Linked DNA regions of Homo sapiens: region 1 is linked to region 2. Evidence: chromatin loops called from intact Hi-C (ENCODE). Cell type or tissue: HCT116. All regions are shown on one strand. Each heading gives the region's core, and the rest is flanking DNA. Links, peaks and the distances in the headings are about the cores only. Region 1 has its middle 26 kb from the start of CDR2-DT. Region 2 has its middle 12 kb from the start of LINC02890.

Region 1 (10,452 bases), core at 1,360-9,359, 220 kb before region 2:
TGAGGCAGAGAATTACTTGAACCTGGGAGGTGGAGGTTGCAGTTAGCCGAGACGGTGCCACTGCACTCCAGCCTGGGTGACAGACTCTGCCTCAGACAAAAAAAAAAAATAATGACAGCTCATTGGAATCTGTTGTTCTTGTTATTCATTTGGCTAAGTCTCTTTAACACTTTATTGGATAAAATAATGAAGGGTGAGCACTATGTTTTCATTTTCTCTTTCTCTCTCCGTCCTCCCTCCCTCCCTTTCTCCCTTCCTCTTTCTTTCTTTCTTTCTTCTTTCTTTCTTTCTTTCTTCTTTCTTTCTTTCCTTTTCTTTCTTTCTTACCTTTTCTTTCCTTTTCTTTCTTTCTTTTCTTTCTCTCTCTCTCTTTTTCTTGAGACAGTCTCTCTCTCTCTCTCTCTCTCTCTTTTTCTTGAGACAGTCTCGCTCTGCCACCCAGGCTGGAGTGTGATGGCATGGTCTCAGCTCACTGCAATCTCCGCCTCCCAGATTCAAGCAATTCTCCTGCCTCAACCTCCCAAGTAGCTGGGATTACGGGCATGTGCCACCATGCCTGGCTAATTTTTGTATTTTTAGTAGAAATGGGGTTTCACCATGTTGGCCAGGCTCGTCTCCCAACTACTGACCTCAAGTGATCCACCTGCCTCGGCCTTCCAAAGTGCTGGGATTACAGGCGTGAGCCACCGCACCCAGCCCTCAGGCTGGTTTTCTTTTTGAGGAGTTGAATAAATAAAGGAGAAAAGGATGAATAAATACTCTGTCTCCCTAATAACTGTTGGTATAGGTCTGTCACTCTTCCATATTACACTCCCCAGAGAGGCAGAGGAGTAACTGGGTTAAGAGCATGGATCTGCAGTCTGCCCAGGAGGAGCCTGGCTCTCCACTTACTAGCTGTGCAATCCTAGGTAAGTTACTCAACCTCTCTGTGCCTTAGTTTCCTCATCTGTAAAATGAGGATCAAAATAGTACCTACTGGTCTGGGCACAATGGCTCCCAGTACTTTGGGAGGCTAAGGTGGGAGGGTCACTTGAGCCCAGGAGTTTAAGACCACCCTGGGCAACATAGCGAGACCCTGTCTCTATAAAAAATTTAAAAAAATAGCCAGACATAGTGGCACACACCTGGAGTCCCAGCTACTTGGGAGGCTGAGGTGGGAAAATCGCTTGAGCCCAGGAGGTCAAAGCTGCAGGGAGCCGTGATTGTGCCACTGCACTCCAGCCTGGGTGACAGAGCAAGACCCTGTCTTAAAAAACAACAAAAAAATAGTGCCTACCTAAGGAAATTATTATGAGGGTTAAATGAATTAAAACATCCAAAGTACTTAAAACGGTTCCTGGCACAAAATAAACCCTCTAGAAATGTTAGCTCTTATTATGTACAGCCAACTCAGTGCAGCAGGTATCTATTAGACTTTCACTGTGAGCACAGCACTGCCTTTATCCCTCTGTCTTGATGTAGGCTCCTTTGCCACAGGTTTGCCAACACTTATGTTGGAACACACTGTTGAATGGGGAGCCAAAATCTTTCATCTGTAGAAGGCTTTATTTTAGTTAAAAAAAAAAAAAAAGGCGGTCTTTCTCTTTTCTTTCATGATTTTTGTGATACTACTCATCATTGGCTTATATCTTTTTATATATTGGACACAAGAAAAATAGCTACCAATTATTAAGTGCCTTATATGTTGAGTATGGTGCTAGGTAAGAGAAGAGAAATGGAAGAGAGCAAGAGTGAGAGAGAGAGAGAGAGAGAGAGAGAGAAAGTTTGTCTTGGTGGGGGAAATGCCTCTTAGGTAAAGTAACTTGTCTGTGAAGAAATAGCTGGTAAAAGTGGCAAAGCTGGAATTTAAACCTAGGGACATCTGATTTCAAAATCTTTCACTTTTTAGCCAGACGTGGTGGTGCATGCCTGTGGTCAGCTACTTGGGATGATTGCTTGAGCCCAGAAATTTGAGACCAGGCTGGGCAGCATAGTAAGACCTTGTCTGTAAAAAAAATCTTGCACATTCCACTCTACCACATATTTCTTACATTATTAACTTCTTGTATTTTGTATGTTTATGTACTAGAGATGGAGAAACAGCAGCTGCATTTCAATATGTGGAAATGTGTTCCTTTATAATATTATAATAATATTTAAGAATATAATTGGACTTGTTGGGGTATTTTATATACTTCCTCTTACAGAACTCTAAGAAATGCCTTGGACCACATCAATCACTGATCCATTGTTTTTTAGTATCCAGAAAATGAACTCTTGTTCCTTGAAAGTAGAAAAGTCAGTCAAAAAATCAGTCAGGGTAAAAAAAACCCTTATGTTTATTAAAGAACATCTGTATTCTACTTACATCATTCAAAATTCTCTTCTAACTATAATGCACATACTTTTGGTTAGTGAAAACTTATCAGGGATAAACAATGTGTGCTTTTTTATTGAAAACAAAGAGTATCTTCTGATCTTTGTTAATGTACATATGTATATTTAGCATAAACTTTTCAGTCTAGAACAATGAACTTTTTCACTGATAGCAAGAAATGCAAAAAACCTAAGTCTGAGCTCTTAAAATGAATCTGTTATAATGATAAAAACATATAAAGTTAGGCAGGGCACAGTTAGCAAGGAATGCTAACTCTTGTTTACCCTGATGCTTGATTTTAGGGTAAAAAGTACATTTCAGGCAAGATGTGGTGGCTCACGCCTGTAATCCTAACATTTTGGGAGGCCGAGGCAGACAGATCACTTGAGCCCGAGTTTGAGACCAGCCTGGCCAACATGGTGAAACACTGTCTCTACTAAAAATACAAAAGTTAGCCAGGCACAGTGGTGCTTGCCTGTCATCCCAGCTATTCAGGATGCTGAGGCATGAGAATTGCTTGAACCTGGGAGGCAAAGTTTGCAGTAAGCTAAGATCATGCCACTGCACTTCAACCTGGATGACAGATTTGAGACTCTGTCTCAAAAAAAAAAAAAAGTTACCATTCATAATCAATTTTTGGTATATATGGATAATAATGGCATATCTAAGCAAGATAGTTTTAATTGTGTGTTTCAATTGACACTATAATTCAGAAGCAAATTTATTTATTTATTACATATTTTTTGAGACAGGGTCTTGCTCTGTCACTCAGGTTGGGGTGCAGTGGGTGTGATCATAGATCATTATAGCCTCAACCTCCTGGGCTGAAGCAGTACTCCAACCTGAGCCTCCCTAGTAGCTGGGACTACAGCTGTACATCACCACACCTAGCTAATTTTTGTATTATTTGTAGAGATAGAATTTCACCATGTTGCCCAGGATGGTCATGAACTCCTGGGCTCAAGTGATCCTTCTACCTTGGCCTTCCAAAGTGTTGGGATTATAGGCATCAGCCACCACACCTGGCCAGCAATTTATTTTGCAATAAGAATGTTTATTTTGTCATCAGCAAGAGTAAGTAAGCTTAATAATGCGTGGAGTTCCATCTTAACACAATGCCATTCTGTTTCCATTTCAGTGCCTTGTACTTATCAGTCAGTCCTGGCTGAAAAAGTTTGATTACCATAAGATCATCTTAATTTCTTTCTATGTAGAAGGAACAGCCTCCATTGTAATGTTACTCCTGGGAAAGCAATACTATTACTGTTTGGCTCTTTATCTCACTATTATCATGTAAGTAAATGCTGGTTCCAGTCTCAAAATTACACTAAATTTTACTATTTGCCCTTTCAAGCAGTGACACATTTTTGATCCGGACTGAGTTTAATATTCATTTCTAGGCAAGGTCATTGTACCTTTTTGACAAATTGTCTGAATGTTAATGGCTTGTTTTATGAAGGAATTTCATACATTAAATTTTGTAGTAAACTTACTTTTTTTTAACCTATTAAAAAATTTACTTGGAAGGCTAAGGTTGGAGGATTGCTTAAGGCCAAGAGTTTGAGACTAGCCTGGGCAACAGAGTAAGACCGCATCTCTATAAAAAATTAAAAAATTTTTTGGTGGCACATGCCTGTAGTCCCAGCTACTCTAGTGGCTGAGGCAGGAGGATCATACTTGAGCCCACGAATTCAAGTCATAGTGAGCTACGACTGCACCACTGCACTCCATCCAGCCTAGGTGACAAGAGTGAGACCCTGTCTCAAAAATATATTTAGTAAATACTGCTGCCACGTATAAAAGACACTGAGCTTCTATTTCTCCTTCAACTCTTCCTCCTATTTCTGCAACCTCTCCTCCTCCCCCAAGCACCCACTTTGCCTCCATCACAGGCATGTCAAATTCTGCAGGTCCAAATCAAAGATCTTGCTGCCAAATCTGCTCTTTTGCCATTATTTGCCATCTCGGGAAATGGCTTTGCCATCTATCTGGTTGCCCAAGTCAGAGACCGAGAAGTTGTCTTTGCCTTTTCTCTCTTCTTTGACACCTAGGTCCAACACACTGTTAATTGTTAGCAGTTTTATCTCCCTAATGTGCCCTGAATCCATCTCTTCTCAGTTCCACTGACATTCCTATAGCTCATTTCTTACATGGAATAGGATACAGTCTTCCCATATGATCCCCTAGTTTATAGTCTCCAGTCTCTCCAACTCCCTCTCTCATATTGCTTCTAGAATAACATGCTCTTCCTTTGCTTAATAATCTTTTTTTTTTTTTTGAGATGGAATCTCACTGTGTCGCCCAGGCTGGAGTGCAGTGGCACGATCTTGGCTCACTGCAAGCTCCGCCTCCCGGGTTCACACGATTCTCCTACCTCAGCCTCCCAAGTACCTTTAATAATCTTAAGTGGCTTCTTATTGCTTTCAGGGTATTTCGAAATGATGACATTATGATGTCTTGTTATATAGTCCCTCTTTATCTTTTCGTCTTCATTTCTTTTTTTTTTTTTTTCTGAGACAGGGTCTTGCTCTGTTGCCCAGGCTAGAGTACAGTGGCACAAATATGGCCCACTCTAACCTCCACCTCCCAGGCTCAGGTGATCCTCCCACCTCATCCTCCTAAATAGCTGGGACTACAGATGTGTACTACCATGCCCAGCTTAATTTTTATTTTTTGTAGAGATGGGTTTTTGCCATGTTGCCCAGGCTGGTGTTGAACTCCTGGGCTCAAGCGATCTGCTCACCTTGGCATCCCAAAGTGCTGGGATTACAGGTGTGAGCCACTGTGCCCAGCCTTCATCTTCATTTCTTGTTACTCCTCAACTTACACTGTACTCTCTGCCATACAGAAATACTTTGCAGTTCCTGGTTCAGACACCTCTGTGTCTAGAAGATGCAGTTTCCTGTGCCTGGAAAGCTCTTCCCCATTTCTTGCTTGGCCCTGTCCTCACGTGTCTTAGGCCACAGTTCGGGCATGTGCTTCTCTGGGAAGCCTTCCCTGATTTCCTCATCTGGATTAGGTGGCCCTCCTATATGACTCCAGTGCCCTATGCTTACTTCTGCTGTGGTGCTTTTCCTCTACCTGCGACTATCTGTAGTCCCCACTGGATTGAGTTTATTGTGAATAGGGTCTAGTCTCTTACCACTGCGGCCCATTACCTACTGCAGTTCCTGCAAATAGTTGGTCCTTAGAAAATGTGTTTTGGGCCAGGCACAGTGGCTCATGCCTATACTTCCAGCACTTTGGGAGGCTGAGGTGGGAGGATCACTTGAGCCCAGGAGTTCAAGACCAGCCTGGGAAACATGGCAAAACCCTGTCTCTACACAAAATAAAAATTTAGCCAGGTGTGGTGGTGCACTCCTGTAGTCTCAGATATTCAGGAGGCTGAAGTGGGAGGATCACCTGAGCCCAAGAGGTGGAGGCTGCAGTGAGCTGAAATCATGCTACTGCACTCCAGCCTGGACAACAGAGTGAGTCCCTGTCTCAAAAAAGAAAAGAAAAGAAAAGATAATGTTTTTGTTTTTGTTTTTTGTTTTATTTGAGATGGAGTCTCACTCTGTTGTCCAGGAGTGCAGTGGCGTGATCTCGGCTCACTGCAACCTCCACCTCCCAGGTTCAAGCAATTCTCCTGCCTCAGCCTCCCGAGTAGCTGGGACTACAGGCACCAGCCACCATGCCTGGCTAATTTTTGTATTTTTAGTAGAGACGGGGTTTCACCATGTTGGCCAGGCTGGTCTTAAACTCCTGACTTCAAGTGATCCACCCACCTCGTCCTCCCAAAGTGTAGGATTACAGGCATGAGTCACTCATTTTGAGTGAATGAATTAATACATTCTATTCCAGGTCCCTGCTGGAACAACTTGAGAAAATTTTCATGAAGACATATTTGCATTTTGAACAAACTGGTAGTGGAGACTGTAATAATTGACTCAAATGATTGAATCCCTATGAAACTTCAAGACATTAGAACCCCATGCAGATAACTATTCTATAAGTCTGTAAGGGTGGCCCTGGCTGTATAATATGTAAAATGATAGTTTATAGTAATTTTTAGAATGAATATTTTTGCTTTTTCTTCACTTAAACCATCCCCCTCATTTTTATTCTTCTATCATAATTAAAATGCTATATGCCCTTTCTCAGTTCTTAATGTATCCTATTTCTGATATCAAGAGAAAGATGTCTGTGTGATTAATTTCCCTGGCACTTCCTGTCCTTTAGAATCTATTAATAATTTAAGCAGATTAAATGAGTTTAGTCATTTGGAATGAGGAAGAAGCATAAAAATCATTTTTAAAATTCCCAAGTGAAAGTAGTTATTTCACTTTTAAAAGAGAATTATATATTCATAGATATATAATATTTGGGAGGATAGAAGGGTATGCCTAATATAGCTTTACTTTTATAGTATATCATTTCCTTTTATCTTCTTGCAAATCAAATGTCAACTTTCATTTTATTCTTTTTTAACAAAAGCTGTGCCTCCTAGTTGTAAAATTTTCATATGTGTTTTAACATTTTTTCTAGGGTTATCGTGTGAGCTTCGGTTTCCTTGTTTACCCTGCCACTAGCTGACATGGTTGATGCAGATTTACTAAAGTTTAATCAGCAGTAAGTATACTTTTTCAAATGTTAGCTACAAAAATATCACATGTAGGCAGGACCTATCAGAGTCTCCATATCTCAGTTATATTGCCACTACAAATCACATATCTGAAAGACAATCATAAGAGGCATTGCTAGGAACCAGGGGACAGAATATAATCAGATATATTCATGCTTGTTTGCCCTGGGCAACTTTTCCCCATTTCTAAAACGACATCACAGTTTTTCATTTCTCAGGTTCACACAGCCAATATTACAACAGGGTTAAATATCAGAAAGCAAAGTGAAATCTCAGTTAGCTGTATGTTCTACATATGGCAATATGCTTTATTACATGGGACGATTAGGTAAAATGACCTTTACTCTGTGACATTGCAAGAATTAAAATTAAAAATCAAGGTCCATCTTATCCTTTCTTAGCTGAAAAAGCCTAAGCTGATGATGAGAGGTTCTGTTCTTTGGTATGATTGTAAGCACTTTAGATCAGCTATAAAGTGTATTTGATTGGCAAATATTTTCTCATACGTGTCCTATTTTGCAGATTAGAGAGAAATGTATTATTTTAAGACAGAGGCACATTGTTTTTTTTTTTTTTTTTAGATGGAGTCTTGCTCTGTCGCCCAGGCTGGAGTACAGTGGTGCAATCTTGGCTCACTGCCACCTCTGCCTCCCAGGTTCAAGCGATTGAGTAGCTGGGATTACAGGCACGTGCTACCACGCCTGGCTAATTTTTTTGTATTTTTAGTAGAGACGGGGTTTCATCATGTTGGTCAGGCTGGTCTCAAACTCCTGACCTGATGATCCACCCACCTTGGCCTCCCAAAGTGCTGGGATTACAGGCATGAGCTACTGCGCCCGGCCAGACAGAGGCACATTCTTTATTAGTTCTGTCAAAACATTTATGCTGCAAAACCTCTTTTGTTTGTTTGTTTGTTTTCAAGACAGGGTCTTGCTCTGTTGCTCAGGCTGAAGTGTGGTGGTGTGATCATAGCTCATTTCAGCCTCAAACTCCTGGGCTCAGGAGATCCTGCTGCCTCAGTCTCCTGAGTAGCTAGGACTATATAGGTGCACACTACCAGGCCCAGCTAATTTTTAAATATATATATGTTGTAGAGATGAGGATCTCGCTATGTTGCCAAAGCTAGTCCTGAACTCCTGGTCTCAATCGATCCTTCTGCTTGGCCTCCCAAAAGTGCTGGGATTATGGATGTGAACCACTTTTATTTTTAATGCAAATAATAAAATAGGGCGCCCAGCCCCCTCTTTTATTTTTAATGCAAATTAAATTGAGGAAAGATTTGCCAGCTACCTGGATTTCTCTAATTCCTTTCCTGTTGCAGAGTTTTGTTGCTAAGTTCATATTTGGGGTGATAGGCAAGGTGGTGAGCTCCTTACAGTCCAGGGCGCTATCTTCACTTTTGTCTCCTTTGTACCTGGAAAACTGACTGGCTCAAAACTCCTTCTGTTGAATGAATACATAAACAAGCAACAACTTCAGTAAACATTTTTCACCTTTCAAATTCCTTTTGAATTAGATAGGTTACAAATAAATAAAATGTCTTGAACAGTGAGAAAGGGAAAGGCATTAACATTTACCAAATGCCAATGTCCAAATGAGCTTGTATGACTGTTTGCTCATTCAGGTCTTGCAGCAGCCTTGAGTGGTAGACATTATGGACTTGACAAATATTTATCGATTTATTCTTTTGTGTCAGGCAATGTGGTAAATGCTGAGGATTCAATACAGTGGGTCTTGTAATGAACTCTCCAAGTTATCTGATGCTCTTCCTTCTCTCTAAAACAGGGGTCTCCAACCCCTAGGCTACAGGCCAGTACCGGTCTGTAATAATATTAGAAATAAAGTGCATAATAAATGTAATGCACTTGAATCATCTCAAAACCAACCCCCCTGGTCCGTGGAAAAATTGTCTTCCATGAAACTGGTCCCTGGTGCCAAAATGGTTGGAGACCATGGCTCTAAAATGTACTTATTCACATGTGCGCAGTAGGTTTGTGACCAAATGGCTACTCTTGAGGACACCTGTACTTTTCTACTCCCATGATTCAGTGTATCATTACCAAGGGTCAGTGTTTTTTAATTCAAATCTCTTAATGTCAGACGTACTTGTTACTGCAATTGCAAAATTTAATTGTACTTATATTTTATAAACAGGAAATATATACGTGAAATGAAAGTTACTTTTATGAAAATTAAGTTGAATGCTTTAGGAAGACTCGATATTGAGTTGTAGGGTCAAGCATTGTGGCTCACGCCTGTAATCCCAGCACTTTGAGAGGCTGAGACAGGAGGATTGCTCAAGGCCAGAAGTTTGAGACCAGCCTAGGCAACATACAAAAGAAGAAGGAGAAGGAGAAGAGAAAAAAATTGAGTTGTAAACAATTACTATCACGTTTGATACAGTGGAAACTAAATGTTTTGAGGGGAAAGTCAAAGAAGTCTAAAGATATTTTGTACTGAGTTTGCTTCATAAGTGACTTGAGGTTCTCTTTATAATTGACAGTAGAAACTGTCTATCATGTAATATGGATCCTGTTTATACAAGAAAGATGGCACAGCACTTTCTTTTTTTTTTCTTTTTTTTTTTTTTTTTTGAGATGGAGTCTTGCTCTGTGGCCCAGGCTGGAGTGCAGTGGCACGATCTCTGCTCACCGCAAGCTCCGCCTCCTGGGTTCACACCATTCTCCTGCCTCAGCCTCCCAAGTAGCTGGGACTACAGGTGCCCGCCACCATGCCCGGCTAATTTTTTGTATTTTTAGTAGAGACGGGGTTTCACCATGTTAGCCAGGATGTTCTCGATCTCCTGACCTCGTGATCCACCCGCCTCAGCCTCCCAAAGTGCTGGGATTACAGGCGTGAGCCACCGCGCCCAGCCGGCCCAGCACTTTCATCAGTGGACATATACTCAGCGAAAAACCCAAAGAAAAGATTTATGAATGAGTATAGTTAAGTTAAAATGGAATGGTTACTGTCTCTTCTTTTAAAAATGATTTTTTTGCTTGAGCCAACTGTCTCACTAATCATGTCAGAGAAGACAAAAACCAGTGAGCAAAACCGGACATAGCCTCTGTCCTTGTGGTACTTATAGTCTAGTTGGGGAGATAGACAGCAATTGTATTGTCAGACAATCAAAGTTATCCCCATTTTCAAGAAACTAAGACCTTGCAGAAATTAATGTTCCCAATGTTCTGGTTAATGTAACCAGCAGACTGAAGAACAGACAATCAAACCCAAGCTCTTACCATCAAATTAAATTTCCTCTAATTCTCAGACCTTGCCTCTCTTTTATTTTTTTCCCTCCCTTTCTTCTTTTTTCTCCTTCCTGTTTTCTTTTTTCTCTTCCTGAGTTGCAAGGTTTCCATCATTAGTTGATATGTGACAAGATTTCAGTTTATTCAGTCAATGCACTTGATTTATTTTATGTGACCTGATTATTTAAAAAAGTTATATGGAGGATTCTTATCAGGAATAC
Region 2 (10,452 bases), core at 1,296-9,295:
ACATATGTAACAAACCTGCATGTTGTGCACATGTACCCTAGAACTTAAAGTATAATAATAATAATAAGAAGAAGAAGAAGAAGAAGAAGAAGAAGAAGAAGAAGAAGAAGAAGAAGAAGAAAAGCTCCTTTGCAGAACAATTTGGCAGGAAATTCTTTTACCACTGGACTTACTTGGAAGAAATTATTGTTCACCAGAATGAAGCCAATATTTCCATGCAAGGTCCTTCAGTTACTATTATGGTCAGTGCAGAAAAATCGTGAGCTTTTTTTGGCAAAAATGTTAACCTGCAGTGGTTAAGTCTCTGCTCTGAACTGCTGTGTGAACCAAAATCTTACCCTGCAGGGGGATAACTCTGCAAACTTCTCAAGGCTGAATGAAAGCGATTCTGCAGATTGGAGCCAAAAATGACAGCCTTATAAATTTCATGGCGCACCAAATCTGAAAACACCTTGAAACACTGATGAAGTCACTTGAAGGTTACTTACACTCAGATCATCTTCAAATTTAATGATAGATTCATAAACTCTTCCCTCGTTGACCCAGCCTCATTAACTTAAGGACAAAAGAAAACAGGCGACATGAATTTAATTTACCAAGTCTTGGAGGATTTGGTGTTTATTGACATAGCCCCACTCTAACTTGGCAAAGCAAGCAATGGGAATGTTAATTTTGTCTTTTCCTGTGCATTTTGGGGGTTCAGGGTTTTTGACCCTTAGTGCCATTTAACGGAAAATTTAAAATTGATTTGGGATTGATATCAAAGACTACTTCACAAAGCCAACTTTTGATTCAAGCCAAGAAATTATAGTATTTTCATTAAAATGTGATTTTGAGAAGAAGAAAATTTTAAACATTTGTTTTATTTGCAATTTTGGATTGACCCCCTTTACCATTTAAATAGGCCTTAACTCTTAGAATAAGTTATAAAATAATTAGATCAGGAGTTTTTTTTTTTTTTTAAGACAGCTTTTAACTTATATTGATATACAAGACATACATTTCAAATGTAAAACAAATTAAATGCAAAAGTTTTGGTGTGTGTATTTTTGTGTGTTTTTCTGAGAAGGAGGAGCATAGCTTTCTTCAGGTTTTCAAAGAAACCTCGGATGCTCATACCGGAAAGAACTGTAGCATATGGCCAGGTTGGCTACTCTGACTTCGGTTCTACTGGTTCCAATTACTCCCAATCATAGGTTTAGGCTGTTGAGTTCTCGTCAGGCTGTTACACCTCAGCCAACTCCCCTTTTGAAAACAAAAACCCAGGAAGGTTAATCAGTCCAGTCCCTGGTCCTTAAGTTAATCAGTACAGCATTGAAGTTATGCATGAATTTCCCAAAGGTAAACAGATTTCTATTTAAATGTTATTGCTCTCATTAGCATCAGCAGTTTTCATTATAAATGTGCTGAGATGTTCTTTTCTAATCTAGTTTATAAATTATGCTTATTACTTTCAGATGTTGAAAAGAAATCATTTTTTTTTTTTTTTTGGTTCCCAGTGTCCTTTTCCCTCACGCTTTTATTTACTCTGCTCCCTCGTGATGAGCAGTATTTCTATTACAGCCTTCACTACCTTTCTCAATGGCCTATTTCCCCCGAGTTCCTCTGATTCCCTGCTATTATAAATCCTCCTTTTTCTCCTTCTACTCTGAGTGTTCTTTCTTTGACTCACACTAATAATTGTAGTTACACATTTATTTTATTGTTACCTTCCATCTATGGCAAGAAATGCTGGTTTTCAATTACATTGGCTATATCATGTGTCCTATTTAGAAATGCATTTAAATTAAAAAGTGAGTTGATTTAAAGCAGGGATCAACAAACTTTTTCTGTAGAGGACTGAATGGTAAATAATTTTGGCAAAAAATTCAACAGATAATTACAGGGAACAGATAATGACAGTGGGTGTGAGAGTGACCTCAGAGTGCCAACAGATATGTGTGTGTGTGTGTGTGTGTGTGTGTGTGTGTGTGTGTGTGTGCAGGACCAAGGGAGCTGTGTTGGCCCTGAAAAAACTTGCCCTTTTCTATCCACTCTAGATTATCCACCAATACATTATGATACACTTTATGTTAGCCTTTGCCATTTTACAGATGAGGAAACAGGCTAAAGGGCTGGGCAGGGTGGCTTGTATCTGTAATCCCAGCTATTTCGGAGGCCAAGGTGAGCAGATCACTTGAGGTCAGGAATTTGAGACCAGACTGGCCAACATGGCGAAACCCCATCTCTACCAAGAAACAAAAATTAGCTGGACGTGGTGGTGCATGCCTGTAATCCTGCTGCTTTGGAGGCTGAGGCACAAGAATCGCTTGAACCTGGAGGTTGCAGTGAGCAGAGATCACGCCACTGCACTCTAGACTGGGCGACAGAGTGAGACACAGTCTCAAAAAAAAAAAAAAGGGCTAAAGTATTGCTGAAGGTCACAGAACTAGTAGGTGGAAGAAGTGAGATTTGAGCCAGATACTCTGACCCCAAGACCCATGTGCTTCACCAATGTGCTTCCCTTGCCCCAATTATGTTGACTAAGGAATTGACTCTTCCCCTTAGGAGGTCTCAGTATAACAGAAACCAGTTCAGTCTTTAGAAAGTTGTCAACCTATGGACATGTGCTTGGCATCCTCCCTCTTACAATTTCCCTGCAAAGGTGAGCAATGCAAGCCCCGTACATGGAAGAGCTTGGCCTCTTCCCTTGTATCAGGGAATGGACTGAGAGCCTGCTTGCCGATAGTCAACTCCAGGTGTCTGTGCAGATGGGCAGGCAACTTATTTGTCCATTGTCTGCTATTGCTGTAATGATAAGGGATGTCTGCTTATGGGACAAAGCAACCACAATAATATCAACAAATAATAACAATTACGCCACACTTGTATGATTCACCAGATGTCAGACACTCTCCTAAGCACTTTGCATGTGTTGCATGTATAATCAATCCTCATTTGACACCCTCTGATGTCAATTGACACCCTCTGAGCTGGGGTATTAATGTCCCAGGGCTACTGTAACAAATGACCACAAACTGTGTGGCTTAAGACCACAGAAATCTATTCTTTCATAATTCTGGAAGCTAGAAGTCTAAGGTCAAGGTGTTGGCAGGACCATATTTCCCTCCAAAGCCTTAAGGGAAGAATCTTTCCTTGCATATTCCAGATTCTCGTGGTTACTGGCATTCCCTGGCTTGCAGATGAATCTCTCCATTCTCTGCTGTGGCCTCATGTGGCCTTCCTGATGTATCTGTCTCTGCGTCTCCAAATCTCTTCTTCCTCATAGGGACACCAGTCATTAGATTTAGGGGTCTCCCTAATTCTGCATGACCTATTCTTCACTTGATTACATCTGCAAAGACTCTATTTCCAAATAAGGTCACATTCACAGGTACCACGGGTTGAGACTTTAACATATCTTTTTTTTTTGGGGGGGGTACAATTTAACCCACAACATGTGGGTACTGTTATTATTTCCATTTTACAAATGGGAACTCAAAGGGACTGAGAGGTTAGGAATTTGTCCAAGGTCACACAGCTTTATCAGCAGACTCAGGATTTAAACTCAGGTATTCTGGAAGTCTCTGCTCTTAACCACTGTGTGAACAACTGCTTTGCCTGCAGAACTGCCTGGCCCTCCCAAAGCACCTGGCATTGACAAACGCCAATTGAATTAGCTGAACGTGAATGTCTAACGCATGTGTGGCCATGTCAGTGGTGGCTCCCAGGAGCCTGAGGACAGGTGAGGGACTTGGCAGAGCGTGAGGATTCTCATTCGTCTGAACAGGGAACCGGTCTCTCCGTGCGGCTGGGTGGGCACATGACCAACTCCGGCTGCCACCTGGGTAATTGGTTTCCTGTGTTCCCTTCAATAATGAACAATATTAAAGGAGGCTGGAGATGCAATGGAGATAGAAGCATTGTGGAAGAAACAAAGAGATTTTAATGTGTTGAGTCTTGGGTCCAGGGAAGATGAGGGACATGATAATCGAGTATTAAAACAGAAAAGATTATGCAGCGGGCCTGGCACCATTCATCATCACTCCCATCCTCGGCTGGCGGGAGAACTGGGCGTCTGACGAGACTCCGGCATTATCTCCGCAGTTTATTTACATCTCAAATCAGGTTGCACTCACAGGAGAGAGGAATTCCAAGGATGAAATGTAACTACATGATATATTTCCTACAGAAAGTGCAAACACAATACAGACTATCTGGTTAAATATATCAACCCAAAACGACCCAGCTGCCAAATGCTTGAGTTTGCATTTTATATTTCTTGCTGTGAGACCATTATATACCCTCTGAGACCACCTGCCTCTTCTGTCTTCTATTTTTCGGACTGCTTCCCCACCACCTTTTCTTCTACCCCACTCCTTAAACTTCCTTCTCTCTTCACATCTGTCTAGACAACTTCACCTTCTTCATGGCTTTAAATGCTGGCTGTGTGCTGATGGCTTCCAAGTTGTACCTTCCTAGGCACACAGCTCTTTTTTTCCTTTCTCAGTTATTTAAAATCTTTTTGAATGGGCACTGCATTTTCATAGTTAAAAATCCAGATAGTATAAACAGTTAGTAAAAATTCTCTCTCTTCGTTGTCTTGTATATGCCTAGTTTCTGTCCTCATGAGAGATTATTGCACTTAATTTTGCGTTTCTTTCCTTTCCTTTCCCCCAGCCCCTTTCATTTCCTTTCTTAACAAAGTCTTGCTCTGTCACCCAGGCTAGAATGCAGTGGTGCAGTCATAGCTCACTGCAGCCTCCAAATCCCGGGCTCAAGTGATCGTCCTGCCTCAGCTTGCCAAAGTGCTAGCATTATGGGTGAGAGCCACCACGCCTGGCACTCTTGGTTTCTTATGACTCATTCCAGAAGTTCTTTACACGTATGCAAAAAGATTGATATATAAATTGTAATTTTTCCTCATTTTCCTTCAAATGTATCATATTACACACAAATTCTACACTTTGCTTTTTTCACTTTAGATCTTTCTGTGATAGCATATAGAGAATATCTTCGTTCTTCTTTTTCTTCTTAAAATTTGTAATTGCACAATGTTCTATTGTCTGGATGTCCCATCATTTACTTAACCAGTTTCCTATTGATAGGCATGTGAGCTGTTTCCAGTTGCTTGTCATGTTGGATAATTTTATGTGTCACCTTGACTGGGCCACAGGCTGCCCAGATGTTTGGTTATATTATTTCTGGGTGTGTTTGACATGAGGGTGTTTCTGGATGAGATTAACATTTGAATTGATCGACTGAATCAATCAAGCAAACTGTCTTCTACTGTGGGTGCCCCTCATCAAATCTATTGAAGGCCTGAATAAAATAAAAGGCTAAGTAAGGCTCTTTCTCTGCCTGTCTTTGAGCTGAGACATCAGTCTTATTTTGCCTTCAGACATGGACTTGGATAGAACTTACTGCATCGGTTCTCTTGGGTCTGGACTTCTCAGCTTCCATAATTGTGTGAGCCATTTCCTTATATTCTCTTTCTCTCTGTCCCTTTCTCTCTCTCCTCTTCAAACACACACTCACATATATATGCATGTACTTATACATACACATTTGTATTAGTCAGGGTTCTCTAGAGAAACAGAACCAACAGGGTGTGTGTGTGTGTGTGTGTGTGTGTGTGTCCTGTTGGTCTGTTTCTCTCGAGGACCCTGACTAATACACTTGCATTACAAATGATGTTGTAATGAGTAATTTCGTGCAAATACAATTCACAGTTGTGCATGTATATCCTTAGGATAAATTCTCCAAAGTGGAATTTTTGGAATAAAGGATATGTACATTCATAATTTCACTGGAGTGCCAAATTGCTCTTCAGAGTGATTATATGAAATTAAATCCTCACCAGCAATGTAGAAGCATTCCTGTTTCCCCACAGCCCTTATCAACAAAATGTGTTACCAAACGTTTGGGTTTTTTCCAATTTGATAGGTGAGAAATGTTATCCAGGTAGTCAATTTGCATTTCTTATATTATGAGTGAGGTTGAACATCTTTTTCTATATTTAAGAGCTGTTTTTGTCCTTTTCTGTGAACTGAGTGATCATATTCTTTGTCCCTTTTTTGATGTGGGTTTTTCTCTAGGGCCAAGCTCTAGATTTGAACATCTGACACTCTACTTGGATATCCTAGATGTGCCTCAAATTTACCATAGCCCCAAAGAGAACAAATCATCGCCTCTTTCCTTGCCTTAGCCCAGGACCTTCTTGTATTTTCCTAGCTTGGGTAATGAGACCCAGCCCAGAAATTTCCAAGCTATTCTAGATTCTTCTCTTTTTCATTTGGTCAAGCAGCACTATAAAAATACCTGATCTAGTTCCTTGACAGGGAGAGGTAATCTGGGTGTAAGTTTGTTTTGCAACTATAGATGAGAGGCAACAGTGAAGAAGAAAGTACCCCTGCCTCTGAGCCACAGGATGTTATGAGAAAAACCTGGTACTGTATGAAAAAATGTCCCCCCAAACTGGGAAGGAGCCAAGAGACCAAAGAATGACTCGGACCAGTCCAGCTTGATGAGTAGATGAGTTTATTGGGACTTACATACAGGGTACTCCTGGGTGGCGGCAAGACAGCTCCAGAGACCCACCCGCCTCCTGTCTGTAAGCTGCTATTAAGCTACCTGTTTTGGCTCTTTACCTATTGCATACAATGAGACTTTCTCTTGGTATAATCCCAGATATGCTGTGGGATGTTTGGGTTGTCAGGGACACCTGCTCGTTGGCTGGGTGCTATGACCTTGGCCCACTGCCCAGCCTTTAGGGTTCCACCAGCAGACACACACCGTTAAGTAATCTCACGAGGATCAATCACTGTATACTTACAAAGAACAAGAAGCCCATGAAACTTGGGCATTACTACTCCAAAGAGGCTGGCTCACCTAAAGAGGGTGGATGCATGGACTTGTGAAGAATACTCTCCATCTTACACCAACAAGATGAGCTCCAGACAGGTAGAGCTAGTCCCAGTATAGAAGGTTAGCCAAATTCAGAGGGGGGTGAGAGAGAGAGGAGAGAGAGAGAGAGAGCGAGCCGGTGGGGGGGTGGTGGGGTGGGGAGGGGGTTGCGGGGAGAGAGAGAGAGAGAGACAGAGAGACTTTAAGAAAGATTGTGTCTGAGTGTGGTGGCTCACACCTGCAATCCCAGGAGGCCAAGGTGGGCGGATCACTTGAATCACTTGAGTCCAGGAGTTCAAGACCAGCCTGGACCACAAAGTGAGACCCCATCTCTACAAAAAGATAAAAAATTACCTGAGCATGATGCTGTGCTCCTGTAGTCCCAGCCACCCCAGAGGCTGAGTTGGGATGATTGCTTGAGCCCAGGAGGTTGGGGCTGCAGTGAGCTATGATCATGCCACTACCATTGCACGCTGGCCTGGGTGACAGTGAGACGCTGTCTCAAAAAAAAAAAAAAAAAAAGAAAGAATGATTGTGTCTTTCTCACCTTTAAGTCCTTACGTTCCTTCAATGCTGGATTATGGGATGGGCCAGCCAGGCCGCTGCATGCAATGTTCGCTTATAAAGGACATTAAAATATGTCTATGATGCTAAAAAGTTCCGGAAATGTGATGAGAGGAGAACATTTTACCCATGGGAACACTCTGGGAGACTACCAAATGCAGCTGGAAAGAATCCAACTCTCACATCTTTGGGACAGGGAATGGGAACCTCTCCTTTCTTTGCAGAAGGGGGTATGATCTTAGTAGAATCACAGGTGGCTGCTAATTGGCCTTGTAAGGGGCCTTATTGATTTTGGGGCTTTGGTTTTGCTGACTGGGGCATGCAGTCGGATCAGAGAGGAATTGCTGAGGATGCATAGGAGAGGCTGTGCATTGTCAACACACACCCATCGTCTCTCCCTTTCCCCTGATAGGCCCAGTGTCTTCCTAAATACATGTTGAAAAAAATACTTAGACCTTAGAAGTTTGAAGGTCTTCACCTTATTACCCCTCATCAGGCTCTGGTCCTGTGTCTCTTTCTTTCTTCAAAGTTGGGGAATTAGAGGCCTGCTTTGTGCTGCTACAGGTCAACCAAAGGGGGTCTGGGTCTATTGCCATAGTTATTTCTCAATGCACCCTTTTCTAGGATGTCTAACAGGTAAGGAGATATCCAAGGGAAAGCGAGTGGTGGGGCAAAGACTTCTTAGAGCAGGACAACAGTACACCCTTAGGGAGAAGGAGAAGAAAATTAGAGGAGGAAGGTATAATCTCTGGCTGGGCCTCCTCATTTTGGGAATCATCATGATCTTGACTGATTTGTCCAGGATTCTGAGAAAAGGAGCCTGTGTGTTGTTGTTACAGGATACAAGTCATGGCCCATTGTTATGGACAGAACTGTGTCCTTCCTAAATTTATATGTTGAAGCCTTAACCCCCAGTTTGACTGTATTTGGATATAGGTCATTTAGGGAGGTAATTAAGGTTAAACGAGGTCATAAGGGTGGGGCCCTAATCTAATAGGACTGATGTCCTTAGAAGAAGAAGCATAGATACTAGAGAGCACCTCTTCCCCTCCCTCTTTGTGTAAGCACAGAGAAAAGACAATGTGAGGATACAGTGGGAAGTCAGCTGTCTGCAAACCAGGAAGAAAGGGCTCACTAGAAACCAACCCTGAGCTGGGCATGGTGGTTCATGCCTGTAATCCCAGCACTTTGGGAGGCCAAGGTGGGAGGGCCACTTGGGCTCAGGAGTTCGAGACCAGCCTGGGCAACATAGCGAGATCCTATCTCTTAATAAATAAATCAGTCAATCTTGTATGTATGTATTTATGAAATTATAGAAACCAACCCTGGCACCTTGATCATGGACTTTTAACCTCCAGAAGGTGAGAAAATAAATGTCTGTTTTTGTTTTTTGTTTTTTGTTTTTTTTTCTGAGACAGAGTCTCGCTCTGTCACCCAGGCTGGGGTACAGTGGTGCGATCTTGGCTAACTGCAACCTCCACCTCCCGAGTTTAAGTGATTCTCCTACCTCAGCCTCCTGAGTAGCTGGGACTACAGGCATACGCCACCACGCCTGGCTAATTTTTTTTTGTATTTTTAGTAGAGATGGGGTTTCACCATGTTGGCTAGGCTGGTCTTGAACTCCTGACCTCAAATGATCCACCCAGCTTAGCCTCCCAAAGTGCTGAGATTACAGGCGTGAGCCACTGCACCTGGCTAACAAATGTCTGTTTTTAAAGCCACGCAGTCTGTACTATTTTCTTTTAGCAGCCTAAGCAGACTAATACACCCACATCTTTGTTTCAAATTCATTTTAATTACATATGTAAGAGATGCTTTCATTCTCCCTGTAAAAAAAAAAAAAAAAAAAATTAAACATGAGAGGCTTCACACCTCTCCTCTTGGTTCTCCAGACCAGGAGTTGGAAAACTACTGCAGGCCCAATCTGGCTCGCTGTCTTTATTGAAATAAAGTTTTATTAAAACACAGCTCATTCATTTGTATATTATCTGTGGCTGCATTCACACTCCAAAGGAATTGCTGATTAGTCATGACAGAGCCCCTAAGGCCTGCAGAGCCTAAAATATTTACTATCTGGCTTTTTACAAAAGAGGTTTACCAACCACTCTCCTAGATAATCTCGAGAAACAAGCACTGTTGCCAGTTTGATGTGAATTGTTTCAGCTTATAAAGCTCTGTATTGATGTATGTGTGTGACATTAATGTATTATATATTTTTGCACATTTTTCTTTTACTTGTTGTCTAGTTGACAAATAAAAATTGTAAATGTTGACCATGTGTGGTGGCTCACGCCTGTAGTCCCAGCACTTTACGAGGCCAAGGTGGGAGGACAGCTTGAGTTCAGGAGTTTCAGACCAGCCTGGGCAACATGGTGAGACCTTGTCTCTACAAAAAATACAAAAAGTAGCTGGGCATGGTGGCATGTGCCTGTGGTGCCAGCTACTCAGGAGGCTGAGTCTGGAGAATCGCTTAAGCCCAGGAGTTCAAAGCTGCAGTGAGTGATGATTGTGCCACTGCACTCTAGCCTGGGCGACAGAGAGAGACCTTGTCACAGAAAAAAAATTGTATGTTTATGGTGTACAGTGTGATGTTTTGATATATGTATACATTGTGGGATGGCTAAATCAACCTAATTAACATATTTACCACCTCACAGACTTATTTTTTTTTGTTGTGAGAACATTTAAAATCTATTCTTAGCCTGGGCGTGGTGGCTTACACCTGTAATCCCAGCACTTTGGGAGGCCAAGGCAGGCAGATCACCTGAGGTCAGGAGATAGAGACCATCCTGGCTAACATGGTGAAACCCCATTTCTACTAAAAATACAAAAAATTAGCAGGGTGTCGTGGTGCACCTGTAGTCCCAGCTACTCAGGAGGCTGAGGCAGAAGAATCACTTGAACCAAGGAGGCTGAGGTTGCAGTGAGCCGAGATCACACCACTGCACTCCAGCCTGGGCAACAGAGTGAGACTCTGTCTCAAAAAAAAAAATCTACTCTTAG

The links. Peaks named below come from ENCODE experiments on the same cell type or tissue, not always from the same donor. Only the 100,000 strongest peaks of a DNase experiment are listed, where the experiment ranks them.
Region 1: a loop joins it to region 2, with 2.8 times the contacts of the local background. A loop is called at or near these places in 1 of 110 quality-filtered maps.

The regions. Positions count from the first base shown.
Region 1 is chr16:22,395,809-22,406,260 of GRCh38, forward strand. It overlaps the pseudogene SLC68A2P. Among named protein-coding and RNA genes, the nearest start is that of CDR2-DT, 26 kb to the left of the region's middle. In HCT116, for the core only: no CTCF peak of the experiment used is centred there; DNase peaks (open chromatin) are centred at 6,162 and 6,562; H3K4me3 peaks cover 707 bases; H3K27ac peaks cover 1,904 bases.
Region 2 is chr16:22,620,549-22,631,000 of GRCh38, forward strand. No RefSeq gene overlaps it. Among named protein-coding and RNA genes, the nearest start is that of LINC02890, 12 kb to the left of the region's middle. RefSeq lists an enhancer at 3,770-4,292. In HCT116, for the core only: no CTCF peak of the experiment used is centred there; no DNase peak of the experiment used is centred there; H3K27me3 peaks cover 2,673 bases.